2 separate regions of the Homo sapiens genome follow, and region 2 is linked to region 1. Evidence: chromatin loops called from intact Hi-C (ENCODE). Cell type or tissue: HepG2. All regions are shown on one strand. Links, peaks and the distances in the headings refer to the core of each region. The heading gives the core; the rest is flanking DNA. Region 1 has its middle 100 kb from the start of NR3C1. Region 2 holds the start of LOC105378209 (a long non-coding RNA gene).

Evidence for each region. Peaks named below come from ENCODE experiments on the same cell type or tissue, not always from the same donor. Only the 100,000 strongest peaks of a DNase experiment are listed, where the experiment ranks them.
Region 2: it touches region 1 in a loop (5-fold over the local background); 4 of 110 quality-filtered maps call a loop at or near these places.

What each region holds. Positions count from the first base shown.
Region 1 is chr5:143,503,893-143,512,039 of GRCh38, forward strand. No RefSeq gene overlaps it. Among named protein-coding and RNA genes, the nearest start is that of NR3C1, 100 kb to the left of the region's middle. RefSeq lists an enhancer at 3,332-3,626. In HepG2, for the core only: a CTCF peak has its summit at 3,596; DNase peaks (open chromatin) are centred at 3,499 and 4,149; H3K4me3 peaks cover 706 bases.
Region 2 is chr5:143,559,264-143,567,410 of GRCh38, forward strand. It overlaps LOC105378209 (a long non-coding RNA gene), which reads left to right and starts at 2,050. Exons shown (of 4, transcript XR_944375.1): 1 at 2,050-2,137. It overlaps LOC105378208 (a long non-coding RNA gene), which reads left to right. Exons shown (of 5, transcript XR_944374.4): 5 at 1-507. In HepG2, for the core only: no CTCF peak of the experiment used is centred there; DNase peaks (open chromatin) are centred at 2,178 and 3,908; H3K4me3 peaks cover 733 bases.

The sequences.
Region 1 (8,147 bases), core at 1,646-6,645:
GTATATTTATTAACAGTTCTTGTAAAGATATAAGAGGATGTAAGTTATTGACCAGACTAAAGTTTATATTATAATAAACTTACTTAATAAATTTCACTTATTTAAGGTATTCCTATGCCCCACGACCATAGTTTAAGACTGGAAGTACTGAATCATAAACTCAGCTCCACAATCAGTTGAGCATAGATAGCAGTGGCTGTGGCTGTGAGCAGCTGAGACTGGGCCTGGGCCTGGTGGAGCCAGTTGCAAGTTGCTGTACTGACCTGCTGGTTGGGGAGCTGAATCCCAGCTTCAGGGATATTATTAGAATTATAGAGTTAATGTGAGCACAGACCAGGTCTACTCTTTGGGATATGGGCCAAGCATCAAGCTAGAGGAAGAACTACAGCAAATCACAGTGGCTGGGAAAGGAAGAAAATATCTTCCTTCATTCCTAGTATTTGAATATAGGTGAAGCCCACTTAGAATTCATTCATTCATTCACCCAAACCTAAACTTATATTCTTGTGAGCGTGTAGTAAGTTACTATGATGTACCAGACGTAGAATTGATGCTCAATATATAGGCAGTCCTTACTTTGCATGTGGTGCAGGACCACAAATATTACCATGCAAGCTGAAACTGCGCAAAGTAATCATCATCATAAATAGGAAAAATTATGACTGTTCCATGACCTTTAAAAACTGCCAGTGATAAATATATAGGGAAATGAAAAATGTAATAAAACTATTATTTACTTAGTGCATGATAATTGAAAACATTAGAAACACTGAGAATTAGTGTAAAACACTCATCCAAAGTAGTCTGAACAATGCCTGCTCGCCTTCTCTTATCATCATATATCTTACAACATGGAGCAAACATGTTTTCTATGTAGCAGTAAATTGTCATATTCCTTTCTAAGTATGGATCAGTTTCTAATATTTTCTCCTTTGTTCTTTGTATGTTGATGTGAAATATCTCTGAGAGTTCTTTCAAGGTGAAATGGTTGGCCGGCATCACTTTCTCTGGGACATCTTTATCCTTTTTGTCACAGCCACTTTGCTAAGTTTCTCTGACTGCATATCTAGAGTAGATGCAATGGTAAAGGATGTCAACATGCCATAATCAGTTACTTCTTCTATAACTTCACTTACATTTGATTCGAATTTGACTTCCAGGTTATCACTTTTCATTTTTTGGAGTACTTTCATCTTTTTCAGCTAATTTCCAGTTTTGATTATTCATGTTTGTAAACTGTCACATGGGTTTATTACTGGGAGACAAGGAAGCAACACAACCACTTGATTTGCTCTTTGTGTGTCAACTGAATAACAAATGCACAGTGGAAGAAGTGATGTGATCGGTTTGGAAGAAGTGATGTGATTGGTTACTGATCATGATGTGAATCTGTTAAGAAGTGATTTGTGGACCAAAGAGCAAGCAGCTCACAGTTTATAGTTCATATATCATGGTTACTGAAATTTGAACTGTGTTGTTGAAGGGCTGGTGCTATTTAACTAAATTGTGGTCATTGAAGTTCATGCATAGTGGAACTGTGTAAAGCAAAGTGTTTTACTCTGTTTTATGCTGCCATAACAGAATGCCACAGACAGAGTAATTCATAATGAAGAGACATTTACTTGGCTGATGGTTCTGGAGGGTGGGAAGTCCAAGAACATGGTCCCAGCATCTGACAAGGGCCTTTGTGCTACATTATCTTATGTAGAAGGCAGATGGGCAAGAGAGGGTGAGCACAAGAGAGCAAGAAGGAGCTCAACTTGTTTTTATAACAGACTCTCTCCCATGATAACTAACCTGCTCCAGTGATAATGATCATGACCTAATCACCTCCCATTAGGTCCCACTTGCCAGCACTGTCACATACGAGATTAAGTTTCCAACACATGAACTTTGGGGGACACATTCAATCCATAGCACAAGGACTGCTTGCACATAATAGGGATAATTTGAGAATGTCGTGGGGGTACATGATAGAGATTCCCACTAAGTCTGTGGGTCAGAGAATAAATTCTTAGAGAGATGACATATAAGTTGAGACTTGATAAATGAGTAGTAATTATCTTATTAAGGGGGAAGTGTAGGAAAGATTGTTCCAGGCAGAGGGAAGGGTATGTGTAGAGCCCCAAATGCAAGAAAGTGCATGGGACTTGGGGTGGTAGCCATGGTTGTTTCAGGCTGACTGTGGGTGACAATCCAATTCCATTATCTTGACTCCCTCCAGCCATGCAGGCTGCTGCTTTTAGTTACCAGGCAGCACTGACTGCTGTAGCTGGGGACCTCAAATGCTCTGTTTGGGACATTCACCTGAAGAAGGTGAAGTGCAGTCTACTGCCTCTTCTATACCAAGAGTCGCAGTTGGGGCAGCTGGGAAAATCACCAGGAAAATAAAACCAAATCAAACAAAATTAATTTAGAGGATAGTTTATATACATAAGATAGGGAATACTAACGATTCAGATGCAAACACTCTAAGTACAGAATGGTATAAGACAGGAAGAAAATCCCTTTCACGAGTCACAATTCAGAAGGTCAATTCAAACCTTTAAGTGATAAACCACATTTCTAGTCAAGCTGAATACAGAGTACAGTATTTTATTTGCTAAAATCTGAATGGTTACTACGAGCCACCCAGCTTAGGTAACATACCCAAAATAATCTCTATGAATTCCCACAACACTCTTATGGGATAGCCATTATTATCTCAATTGTATAAATGAGAAAACAGTGGTTAAGTCACTATAAGGTCACAGAGCTTGGATCCAAACCTAGTGCTTATTTTACAGCCTGTGCCTTTAGCAACTATACCACCAGTATATTTAATCATAACTAATAGAAACAAACACAAATATTGAGTGATTACTTTTATTTTTTATAAGATAAACAGACCAAGAGAAATGCTAGTTAAAAGCATTTATCTTTAGAGCAAGAATGCTCCATCCTTGTAGAAACATTGAGACAAAAAGAATGCATAAGAGCAGCAGTTTTAAGAAAAGTTTGGTGAAACTAAGTGAAATTCCAGGCATGAGCAATCAATTTAAGATTCTATTAGGAAAGCAAAACAATGAGATTATTTCAATTATTGAGTTAACAATGAGATTTCACCATCTACATTCTAGCCATGAGTAAGACATTTATTTGAATCAGATAAGGAGATATAATGTCATTTGAAGGAGGCCCAGTACATTTAATAACAGAGATAAATGAAACTGACAATGATCTCATACTTTATAAATCTAAACAAAGGACCAAGGTTAGACACAGGGATCCTAGTGGTTGATGAGTTAGTTAAAATGCCGCTTTTTACCCTATCTATTGGAGACCAGACAGGATTTTTGTTTTCTTCCTCTAAACAAGGAGGTTAAGAAAGAATTAATCCAATTGCATTTAAAACAAAGTGCAGGAGCAAGAAACAACCTTGAACCTTCCTTACTCAAATAGCAGCTCTGTTGGTAATTTAATCACTAACTGAGTTGTGTAACTTGCCTATGACAAATGGTAAAATACCTACAATGTGGAAATCTGCCAGAGTAATTCCTTCACAGGAATGGGAGGGAAAGGCTCAGCCAGCTCACACTCATACCCTGCCTCCCTATGCTCAGTGTCTGAAATTGCTTCTGTATTAGGAGAGAATATGGGAACTGTTCTGGATCTCAGGAGAATGTGAAGTCACTGAAATGTTTTTGAATACCCACTTCCCTTCACTCCCCTTCCCACCCTACTTGGTACTTGCTGGCATGTGGCACCATGTGAGCTACAGGCAGTGCATAATGAAGTCTAAATGTTAGCAAGGAATGGACAGGAGATCCTGTGGTGTGTGATCTGGCTTGTCCTTTCTGCCTTCCTTGCGCTAATGTTTAGTTTCAGACACGGAAATTTTGAATGGGATCAATCTGAACTGTTCCTTTCTTTGCTGATAAGTACAACTTTTCGTTCTCCAGTCTCAGCTTAAGCTTCATTGTCTCTTGGAGGCTTTCCTAAGTCACCTGAACTACATTAGGACTCCTTGGCACACACTTCCACAGCTCCCTATGCTTTCTAGTACTAAACACACTTCTTCCATCTTCTCCAGTGCATCAGAGGGTTCACTGCAACATTTCAACACCCAGTCACAATGTCTGGCATGTTGCTTGCCTTTAGTCAATGTTTGCAGAATGAATGGTTGCCTTTGTCATTTTCTTTTTAAAAAGGTATTGTAGACAAAGGCAGTGGTTCACGCCTGTAATCCCAGCGCTTTGGGAGGCTGAGGCAGGCAGATCACAAGGTCATCACAAGGTCAGGAGTTCAAGACCAGCCTGGCCAGCAGTGAAACCCCATCTCTACTAAAAATACAAAAATTAGCTGGGCATGGTGGCACACATCTGTAGTCCTAGCTACTCGGGACGCTGAGGCAAGAGAATTGGAACCCGGGAGGCGGAGGTTGCAATGAGCTGAAATTGCGCCACTGCACTCCAGCCTGGACCACAGAGTGAGACTCCATCTCAAAAAAAAAAAAAAAAAAAAAAGGTATTGTAAAATATTTAAGACAAACACAAATGTGTAAATAAAAATATTACAAACCCCCACATATTGACTACAGATTAAGAATGAAAACAATATTGATACAAGTTTAAGTCCCTACTTAGTCCTCTTTGATCACATTCTGCTCTCTAGAGGCAACTAGTGGTCTGAATTTGGTGACTACTATTTCCATGCATTTCTTAATACTTTCACTACACATATATGTAAACTTATTGTTTTGCATATTTCTATAGTTTGTACAAGCATTATACTATATGTATCCTTCTGATATTGACTTCTTTCAAACTGTGTGTGATTCATGATTCATTCATGCTGTTGTATTTAGCTAGAGGTTATTTGTTTTCACTGCTGTGTATTTCATTGTATAAATGCTTCATTATTAATCTGTTTTCTTGTTGATGGGTTATTTTCTAAATTTTTGCTATTGCAAAATATTATGAATGTCCTTGTACTTGCAACACTTTTCTTCTTTTAGGTCACATTGTGGTTTCCAATATACTAGACCTTTTCATTATTCACCTGTCAAAAGTGACCTGCACAGGATCTCTGAAAGCTGTAGGAGAGATAGGTGATAAGCAAACCTATGCTTGTATGAAAATGGGTATCATTGGATTTACAAGAAGCAGTGTGGAACAGTGACATGAACATTGATCTGGGAATTCAACAGACATGGATTCCAGTAACCACTCAACTTCTTAGCAGCCACGCTGCACTGGGAATACAATGCTTCAGTTTTCATACTGTATAACTTGAATAATAGTCTCCTATCTGCCTACCTCACAAGGTTGTAACTATGATCAAATGAAATAATATTGCTAAAAAGATTTTGAAACCTGATATATTATGCAACATTGGAACATCAACAACCAAAATGTATTACCCAAGTGTAATGTGGCAAAAGAGGTATAATAAAACAACCATACAAAAATATAAAATAATGTGTTATTGCCTTCTACATTTAAACTTGTTATTGTCTACAAGTTGTTATCCTTTATCTACATTAAATTGAGGTGTTCTAGAAATGATACTTTATTCCCAGAGGAAAGATTGGAAGAAAATCAGGCTTTTGAGAGAAATGGACTTTGGGTTTCTACTGCCTATAAAATCCTACTGAGAACATCATTGAAATGAATTGAATTGGTTCGAAAAATGGTACTTTTGCCAAGGTTCTGTCTTTAGGCTTAGGTGTACGTTGAAGTAGGAGAGTTGTAATGGTTAAAATGAGGATTTTAGAGTGCAAATGACCTGGGTGCAAATCTTGGCTCTATTTTCCTTCTCTTTAATGAGTATAATATGATAATTTAACAGGATTGTTGGGAAGATTAAATGAGCTAATGTAGGTAGAGCTGCATATTTGGCCCTTTGAATATGTGGCTCAAATCCAGGCTTAGCTGAGATTTCCCAACAGGTGAGGCAAGGTTGCTGGGGTTTTGTTCCTGTCATATGATCTCAGTTACCTCAGTTTAACTCCTTCTCACTTTAAAAAAAAGTGTTGGTACAGCCATTATGTCAGGACGTGCAGCTGTCGTATGTCTACTGATAATTTTGAATGAATGACTGAGCTAGCTATGTTCAGTGAACAAAGAATGCTGTCACTACTAAAAAGAGTTTCGGATGTGTCAAATGTTTTGCCCTGAAGTGCTGACTTCTGGTTTGGAAACTGAGAAAGAGTAGCCTGGTTAATCTGTTTGACTAACCAGCAAGGAACCAAAGAGAGGGTTTCAAAGTAGTTGAAGACTAATTTTAATCATGCAATCTTTTTCTCAAGCAAGAGCTAAGAACAGATAAGACTGAGGCCTAGTATCAGAACTCTGGGTTCCAAATAGCTATTCTTGAAGCATTTTTTTTTCTTTTGAGACAGTTTCGCTCCATCCATGTGCAATGGCACAATCTCAGCTCACTGCATCCTTTGCCTGCCAGGTTCAAGTGATTCTCCTGCCTTAGCATCCTAAGTAGCTGGGATTACAGGCAAGCGCCATGACACTTGGCTAATTTTTGTATTTTTAGTAGAGATTGGGTTTCACCATGTTGGTCAGGCTGGTCTTGAACTCCTGACCTCAGGTGATCCATTGCCTTGACCTCCCAAAGTGCTGGGATTACAGGTGTGAGCCATCGTGCACAGCCTTCCTGCATTTCTGGTACCCACATCTGCTTTACCAGAATCCTCTTGTGTTATTCTTATGGTCATAATGAGTCAAAGACCAGACTGACCTGGTGCATTTGCGCACGGATGTTTGATTTCTTGGGAACTGGCTTGCTTTGCAAGTACATATTTCTGTAAACACATTTACTATAAAGGTCTCTCCACATCTAGGAGGAGGTGAAAAAGAGTAGGAAGGAGGGACAGAACAATGTCCTCTCCATTCTAGTAATCCCGGGAGGCTTCCTGGAGGGATGTGGCTGGAAAGAATGGGTGGAGATGAGTAGATGCAATTTTGCTGTCATGAATTTCTTTTGTTGCTCTATAACCTCTACTTGTTCACTCAAGTAGGTTTATTAAGCTCCTCCTATCAAACAACATAGCATAGTGACTTGGGAACTAAATTCCTGGGTTTAAACCCCCAATTCTGCCATTTACAAGTTGCATAATCTTGGGCAAGTTTCTTTTAATCTCTCTGTACCTCAATTTCCTTATCTGTAAAATAGAAATAATAAGAATACCTGTCTCACAGGGCCACTGTGGAGATTAAGTAAATTAATTATCTGTATCTATATCTACATCTAGCTTTAAACAGTGGTGGGTCCATTGTAAGAGTTTAAAAAATTTTAGCTGTTATTATTACTTCCAGCTGTAATTGCTGCTAAAAGTAGTAGTCCTATAAAATTTTGGTAAGGACAGGGCTCTTCTGATAAGTTCATCAGTTCTTCAGGGTTAAGAAGATACTTAACAATTTTGAGGTTATTAATTTTCTTGGGTATGACAAATAGCTCCAACTTGGTAAACTGATGTCCAGAACTGGTTTGGGGGGTAAAGACTCCAAGCTATGTCTAATAGTAAAGAAAATAAATACCATTATGTACCTGCTAAATAAGCTGTTCTTTCCAAATGGAAAACATTGCAGTCATTTCAGTTTGCTACTGAGTTCAGCCAATGCCATTGGAGCAGCACAAATGGAACATAATATAAAAGTATACACACAATGTACTGTTCTAAATTCAAAGAGTGCATTTCTCTTACACAGCTATTCCCCGAAATTTTCAGAGAGATGATGCATAGAATGAGGTGGTTATTAAGCTGAAAATGAACAACAGTAAAACAGAGGAGGAATTGCAAGCACTGATAGAGTTGAAGGGAAACCATTAAATATTATAGATAACAGGAATGGAGGGGGATTGTAAGAAATCTCATTAGCCCTGTTACTTTTTGGGAAGACTAAGGCTACTATAGTTTGAAATTAATGGACAAAAATCTTTAAAGAAGCTAAAAAGAAAAAAAGATGTCCACAGATGGAAAACTTACTTGTTTGTGCAATAGCCTATTGTTTAGTAATGCTCCTAAGAAAGTGACTTTTGTGCAACCTAAATTCCTAACACTGCTAAGTCTGCCTAAATGATGCTGCTGCCACTGTAGGAAAAAAAAAATACATAACTAGTATTCTTGAGAAATGGTTGGTCCTGTTGTTACT
Region 2 (8,147 bases), core at 2,023-7,022, 56 kb after region 1:
GAAGACTTTCCACAACTTGTGAATGAGCCCTCTGTGAGTTTAGCCAAAACATTCATGTCAAAGAAATGGAAATCTCAAATAAAACCCATCGCAGGCCAAGCTCAGGAGGGCTGGCTAGCCAACAAATCCTGAACAAGGGGGTTCAAGGGAAAAGGAAAACATGTGTTTCATAGGCATGTATGAAAATAATCTTTTCTTCTATAGCTTTTGAAATGAGGATAATGAAATATCAGTTGGTCTTTGAGGATGATGAAAGGAATATTTTTTGTAAGTTATAAAACAATAGCGTCTGCCTTTAGCAAGTAATCTCAAGAGAGTCACTTTCAGAGTCCAGACTGGAAGAACACTTAACTTCAAAATAGCTCTTTACAAATACTAATCAGATGGTCCACAAAACTCTCTGCCATATGAAAGTTATCTTAACCCAAGTAGGGAAGTCACAGATAGCTGTAAATATCTGTGTGCCTAGCTCTGTGTTAGAAGCAATGGTGAATGTGTGTGTGTGGGATGGGGTGGAGTCAGTGGGTATGTGTAGGTGTGTTGGTGGGTGGAGAAAGGCTGCATTCATTTAGGTGCAGGAAAAGGCTTTTTTTTTTTTCTGACCAATTAGGTTTTTGACTGAATGGACCAAACTGACTGTTGTGGTGTCATGGAAACCTAGCCATGGAAACCTTATAGAAATATCAGGAGCTGAAGGGAGGGAGTGTTGAAGAAAGCATCACAGAGAGATTGCTACCAACTGATTCCCATAGATACTATAAAAATAACTCCTTTTATCTTCCCATTTTCAGTGAGAGAATCTCGCTATTTGGAAAATCATGCTTGCTATTCTGCAGCTTTTCTGTACAGATAACTAATAAACAACTTGGAAAACACTCACTCATCTCAAATGGAACTGAATTGAATCAGATGTTCAGTTTGGAGGGCTGAGGGAATGAAACTTACCTTTATATCTAATGCAGGCCCCCAGCCTTCATAACTAGTACATCAGCAAGTCCTATTAATTTTATGTCATAAACAGATCTTGAATCCACCTCTCTTTACCCTTACCACCAAACTACAACATTTATCACCCCTCCCAGTCCCCAAAGTCCCCTCTTATATGTTTTCATGGCACTCTATGCTTTTTTCAAAGCACTACCCTTTACATGTTCATTTATGTGATTACCACATTCATTTGTTGTTTTATTAATTCATTCACTTATTCATTCAACAAATATTTATTGAGGGCCTGCTCTGGGCCAAACACTGTTTCAGCGACTATTGACACAATAGTGAAAAAAATAGACAAGCTTCCTACTCCCATGGAGCTGACATTTGAATGGGCACAGACAGGTATAAGCAAATAAGTAACAAATAAGAACAATGCCTACTGTCTAATTGGGAAGACAGACATTCAATCCATTATTCCCTCAGCACCCAGTATGAACTTCAAACACAAATCAGACCAGGTCAATCTCTGCTGAAATCCTTTCTATGGCTTCCTATTGCACTTAGAATAATATGCAACCTCCAAACATAACCTAATCATGTTCAGCCATTGAAGGTAGTATCTTGGTTTTAAAATATCATTAAGTAAACAAAGAAGGTATTAGGCCTACTTCATGAAAAGCAAATGAACTCTCAAAGGAATGGGTGTCCTCCTTAACACCTTCATTTTCAACATCTGCAATGCATGAGTTGCATTTTGTTTTATGGCATTTTTTTCTATTTATACTCAAATAGATAATTTTTAAAAAGGTTAGTTTGATTATCATACCATCTCTTAGAAAACTGTTATTTGATGAGTTATGTGACCTCCCCAAGCTTTAGTTTTCTCCTATATGAAGTGGGGATGGTCATATTTTATATCATACATTTGCTTTGGTGATTAAGTGAACCAAAGGGCATAATACCTGAAACAAAATAAATGTTTAATTAGATGTTTTTCCCTTTGAGCAAATGAATCAGCACTCATCATTATTGCTGTAAATAAACAAACTTACTGACATGGGAATGAGAATGTCACTGAAATGAAAATAACATAATTGTTTACTTCACAGCAGGGTGATGGTTGGGGCAAGAAGGCATCTGCAGCCTGGGTCACTGGTAACCTGTCGTAGTGACTGAGCTGACACCAAGCCTTGCTCTGAAGCAGGTATTTTTATGCAGTTAACCTTCTCTGGGCTGGTGATTATGCAACATGTTTGTTCCCTGAGCACACATTGTTCTCAGGCGGCCGGCACGGTCACTAAAAATCCTACCTGTTTTAGAATCTTCCTATTAGTAAATACCAGGCAATGTCACTAAAAAGGCTTACAGGCTGAGAAGAGGAACTGAACAAATCTTGGAGCCAAGATGCATCTCCTTTTCAGGTGGTACTTCTCCAGGGAACGATGTCCTTATCTGTGAGACCTTGAACTGAATGTAAGCTCATCCCCCATCATTTACCCCTGAATAGCCTCACTCCTACAGACCTGCTCTTTAACCGCTTTTATAGCTTCATCAACTTTTTCTGATCGTAAAATAGAATATATAGCAAGAAGAAAGAATAAAGATCACTAGTCATTCTACCCTCTCTCTACCTCCAAATAACAACATAACTTTGGTTGACATTTGATTATAGCCTTCCAGGATTTTCCCCCTATTTCTCTATATAGACATATTAACTGGTTTAAGAGCATGGACTGTGGAATAAGACTTCCTGGCTTAAATCCCAGCTGTGTAACTTATTAGCTATGGAGCCTAAGGGAAATTACTTTTAGCTTCTCTGCCTCAGTTTCTTCACCTATAAAATAGAAATATTCCTGGAGTATTGTGAGGATGGGTAATACATATAAAATGGTTTGAACAGTGTCCACTAGGCACTCAATAAATGCTATCTAGATGTATAATTATATGTAAAAGTTGAATAAGGAACACTTAACTATGTGACTTAGGAAAGAGAAGAAGAATGTCTCTACTTCACAGCTGATTTCCCCAAATAAATAGTCGGTACACAAGAAACATTTGTTCAATGAATGACAGTGTGAACCCATAAATGAACTGATAAAACATGGACGAGTGGATAAATGATGAGAATGGATCAATGTAGTGTAAATGCAGAGGAGCCCAATGGAAAATTTCTGGCTGAGGAGAATCTGTGGATCTTGGTGATTTTTCTAGGAATATTTGTAAGACTTCCATTAGGCACTTGAGGACTTCTTGGTGGGAAGAATAGAAACCCACAGAATTACTCTGGATTGCAGGGGGACGAAGGGAACTGAATTGTTCAGCGGGACTGTAACTGACAGTGGAGCTCCTGGTTTCCTTTGTTGTCAGATCTCCTCCTACTGCTCAAACACCATGCTTACCTTTCTGCGGGGAGCGGAAGGCTCCGTTCCTGAGTCTCCCTCCTACTTCTCCACGTGCTTAGGAAGAAGATCCTGATCAGCAAATGCTAGAACTCTTCTCTGAGTCCCAGAACCTCATTACCTGCTGGGTTTACTTGGGTTTATTTATAGACTTGAAGAAATAACAGAAGTCAGTCACTCATCATGAGGTTTCCGAAAAATCTCTTCAGAACTTCTCCAGGCAAAGTGCCCCATCTTACCTCCCAACTCAGACCAGGGAAATGTATCTAGTTGATAAGCAACTCTAAGCTCTTGGTGAAAGGCAGCACTCTGGAATGAACCAAATGTTAGTATTTTCCATCATGGAGTTCTTAGAAGAGAGGAGTCTCAAGGGGCCTTGAAGAGGGGGTGTGAAGGGGTGTGTGTCCTGTTAATGCATGGTAGAATGGGCTGAGAGCCTGTCTGAGGCCTGGCATAACACAGGGTGGTTTCACACATGGCTCATGGTGAGGCCTGTCTTCCACCCTCGTCGAATATCATTACATCACTCTTTTCCAGTTACAGGAAATCCAGTGAGTGCTGGCCATAGTATTTCCCTGAGATCCAAAGCAAACAAACCCGCCTCTCCTCAGTCCCAGAGGCTGACGACATGTGAAGGAAAAGCCAATTCATAGTATGTTTCTGTTGGGCCTGAGCAGCTGAGGGTGAACCCACTGGGCAGGCAGACAGTGGGCAGCTTTCTAAGCACATATACAGCCAGAAAGCAGGGACGCACATGCCCATCTTTTTCTTTTTTTCCTTTTATAAGAAACATTATTTGAAGTCCATTTTTGTATTTGACAGACTACCAGGGCTGGAGTCCCAGCTCTTCTACTTACTAGCTGTTTGAGTTCAGGCAAGTCCCTTGAGCTAGCAAAGCCTCAGATCCTTTATCTGTAAAATGTGGATCGTAGTAGGACCAGTCTTCATGGGAAACAGGGGCATTAAATGACAGCTTCCATGTGAAGTGCTTAGCACAGTGCTTGATGCGTATTACATACTCAATAAATGTTTTCTATTCTTGTTATCTCCAGTTAAGATAGATGATCAGTCCATATTATTTAGGATATTTAGTGCCATTTCTCCCTCAAATGCAGTACACAGTACTTTTTTTTTTAAAAAAAAAGTAAAAGCTTTTTAGAAATAAAAAATTCACACTGAAATCGGCAGAAGCCATAAGCGAGTAGCTTGAAGAACGTGTATAGAGTGAGTGCCATGTAACCACACCCACATCAAGATGCGCAGCATCAGCAGCTCACAGAAGTCCACTTATGCTCCATTCACATACACTATTCCCACTTTTCTGACCTCTGTCATGACAGATCAATTCTTTAAATGAAATCAGTGTCCTAACCACCATCCAAATAAGGAGATAGAACATTTTCAGCAACCCAGATGAATTCCTATCTCACCCAAAGAAAACTGCTCTTTTGACTTCTATTACAATAAATTTTGGTCTTGAGTTTCTATAAATGGAATGATGCAGATGATATAGTATGCACTCTTTGGTGTCTGGCTTCTTTTATTATACTTACTCAACCATATGCTTGTGAGATTCATCCATGTTGCTGTGTGGAGCAGACATTTCTTCTTGTTGCTGTATATAATATTGCATTGTATAAATATTCCATAATATATTTGTCTGTTTTATTGTTGATGAATATTTGTGCTGTTCCCAGACTTTTGCTATTACAAATAATGCTGCTATGAACATTCTTGCATATGTTTTTTGGTGCATGTATATATACCTTCCTGTTATTTATATATTTAAGAGTGAAAGTGGCTACATCATAATGTCCATATGCATTAGTTTTAGTAGGTAATGCCAAACAGTTTCAACATTGTACCAATTTACATCACAGCAGTATATGAGAGTTCCAGTCACTATACATTCTCATCAACACTTGTGATTACAAGTTCCTTTTAAAAAATTTAGCAGTTCTGGTGTGGTGGGTGCATTGCATTATCTCATTGTACTTTTCATTTGCATTTCTCTGATGAGTAAGATGTTGAGCTCTTATATTGGCCAGTTTCATATCCTCTTTTGTGAACTAGCTGCTCAAATATTTTTGCCCATTTTTTTTATTGGATTATCTGACTGATTTAGGTGAATTTAAAATGTAAATATGTTCTGGAAACACAGAATATATAGATATTTGTATGCAAATATCTTTTCCCACACTGCAGGTTGTCTTTTCATTCTCTTGATAACATTTTTTGATGAGCAGAAGTTTTAAATTTTAATATAGTTCAATTCATCAATCTTTTTCTTGTGGTTGGTACTTTTAATGTCTTATTTAAGAAAATATTGCTTATACTGAAGTGATGAAAGTATTTTCCTATGTTATCGTTTGAAAGATTATTGTTTTTCTTTTCATATCTGAAGTTGATTTTTATAAATCGTGTGAGGTGGGTTCAGTACTCTTTTTTCCTTCTTTTTTTTTCTCATATGGGAATTCAATAGACTTGACACTGTTTGTTATAAATATCTACTTTCCCTATTGCAGAGTAATAACACTATTGTCAGAAATTTGGTGACCATATATGTGGGGGTCCTCTTGGGATTTTAATTAAAAAAAAACTGTGCTTTTTACCCCTTTAAAATATTTAACTTGTGGGCCAGGCAAAGTGGCTTATGCCTGTAATCCTAGCACTTTGGGAGGCTGAGGCAGGTAGATCACTTGAGGTCAGGAGTTTGAGACCAGCCTGACCAACATGGTGAAACCCTGTCTCTACTAAAAGTACAAAAATTAGCCAGGTGTGGTGGTGCACGCCTGTAATCTCAGCTACTTGGGAGGCTGAGGCAAGAGAATTGCTTGAACTCAGGAGACAGAGGTTTCAGTGAGCCGAGATCGTGCATTGTACTTCAGCCTGGGTGACACAGCAAAACTTCGTCTCAAAAAAAAAAAAAGTTTAACTTACGATTTTGTGATGTTGGATACACAGATCCATGTCCCCAAAGCAACACCTTCTTCTGTTCACAAAAAAATTTAGGTTTGAGATAAACTCCCAAAGTTCCTACACTGAAATAATTTTTTTCTTTTTCTTTTTACCATACTGAGGTGGACACTAGTTTCAAAGGATAGAAGTACTGAGAAAGTAATTACAAGTTTGCATGTGCATCAGCAGGAATCAGCCCATAGTGCAGTGATTTCATACAATTTATGATTGGTAAATATTTTTGAAAACACATTATTTTCTACTCAAATGTAATTGGATGCTACATTCAATATAATGATCAATATCAACTGAGATTCTAACACTTAAGAGATAGTAAATATATGACATGATCCTCCTGTGATCATGGCAGACACTGCTAATTATGACATTCTCCAGCACATATATGGTAAATATATGACATATGGGCCCCCATGCCTGCCTGTGATCATGGCAGACACTGCCAATTAATCGTGGCATTCTCTACTGTATAGCCCAGAAGTGGCATCAGAATCCTTCTCAATGTAGAGCCCTAGGCATTCACTACCACCAATTGATTAGATTTGTCACATAAAATGAAACCTACTTGCCATCATTAACTTAGAATTTCTGGCTGCATTCACCTCTACTATATCCTTAAAGCTCCTAGATTCCTGCTTCTTCCAACATAATCATCCTACATTTTTCTCTGAATTGTCTGTATTATGTGAGCTGTGATTGAATCATTTACAGTGGTATGAAAGAAGACAACTGGCTGGCTGGCTGGCTAGCTGCCTCCAGCGGGCCTGCTTGGGTAGGCAATTCCTTGGTTGTGTAAGCTCAGGACAGAACCTAAGCCTCACCTTTGCAGCTTATAAAGCTTCATTCAATCAGCTGTCCCTGAGTTTATCAGGCTACCAGGAACTAACTTATAAAGAAATTAACAGGCGACAGATTTATAAATCAGAATGCTGACTGACTGATTGGTAGTGGGGTCACAAAACTTTCCAATGGGTAGAATATTGGTTTCTACTACTCAGGAGAGCCACTCTCTTGTATAGAGCTACCTGAAAAACTGAATTAGTAATTGGAGGTTTAGTGGTTCAGAGCGCAGACTCTGCACTAGGACCTCAGAGTCTAGGTCTTGGTGATTTTAGGCAAGTTACCTTTAGCTTCTAAATCTCAGTTTTCTCATCTTTACATTGGGAGAGGGGGTGATAGTAATTACTTCTGAGGATTCAGTGCACAAATGCATATGTATCATTTAATAGCTTAGGATCAGGCATGTAGTAAGCAGTCAATAACTGTTAAATTATTAGTATAGATTCAGCACAAAGGGAATGGGATATTTTTAAGTGCTGTTTTGTCCAGACTATGGAAAATCTTTGAACTCCTTTGCTCCTTCTTTTCTTTTTCTTCTTTCTTTTTTTTTCTTTGAGAGAGAGTCTTGTTCTGTCACCCAGGCTGGAGTGCAGTGGTGCGACCTCCGCTCACTGCAACCTCCACCTCCTGAATTCAAGTGATTCTTCTGCCTCTGCCTCCTCAGTAGCTGGGACTACAGGCATGTGCCACCATGCCTGGCTAATTTTTTGTATTTTTTAGTAGAGATGGGGTTTCACCGTGTTAGCCAGGATGGTCTCGATCTCCTGACTTGGTGATCTGTCCGCCTTGGCATCCCAAAGTGCTGAGATTACAAGCGTGAGCCACTGCACCAGGCCTACTCCTTCTTAGAAGCAAAAATAAGTCAGTTCATGTGATAAAGTATCTGTCACACTTTCTTTCTTTTGGATAGTTTTGGATGAATAAAAATTCTTAAACACAAAATCCCCATTCACTAGATTTCATGCTCATTTCCCTCTTCTTCCAAAACCAGTCATCATT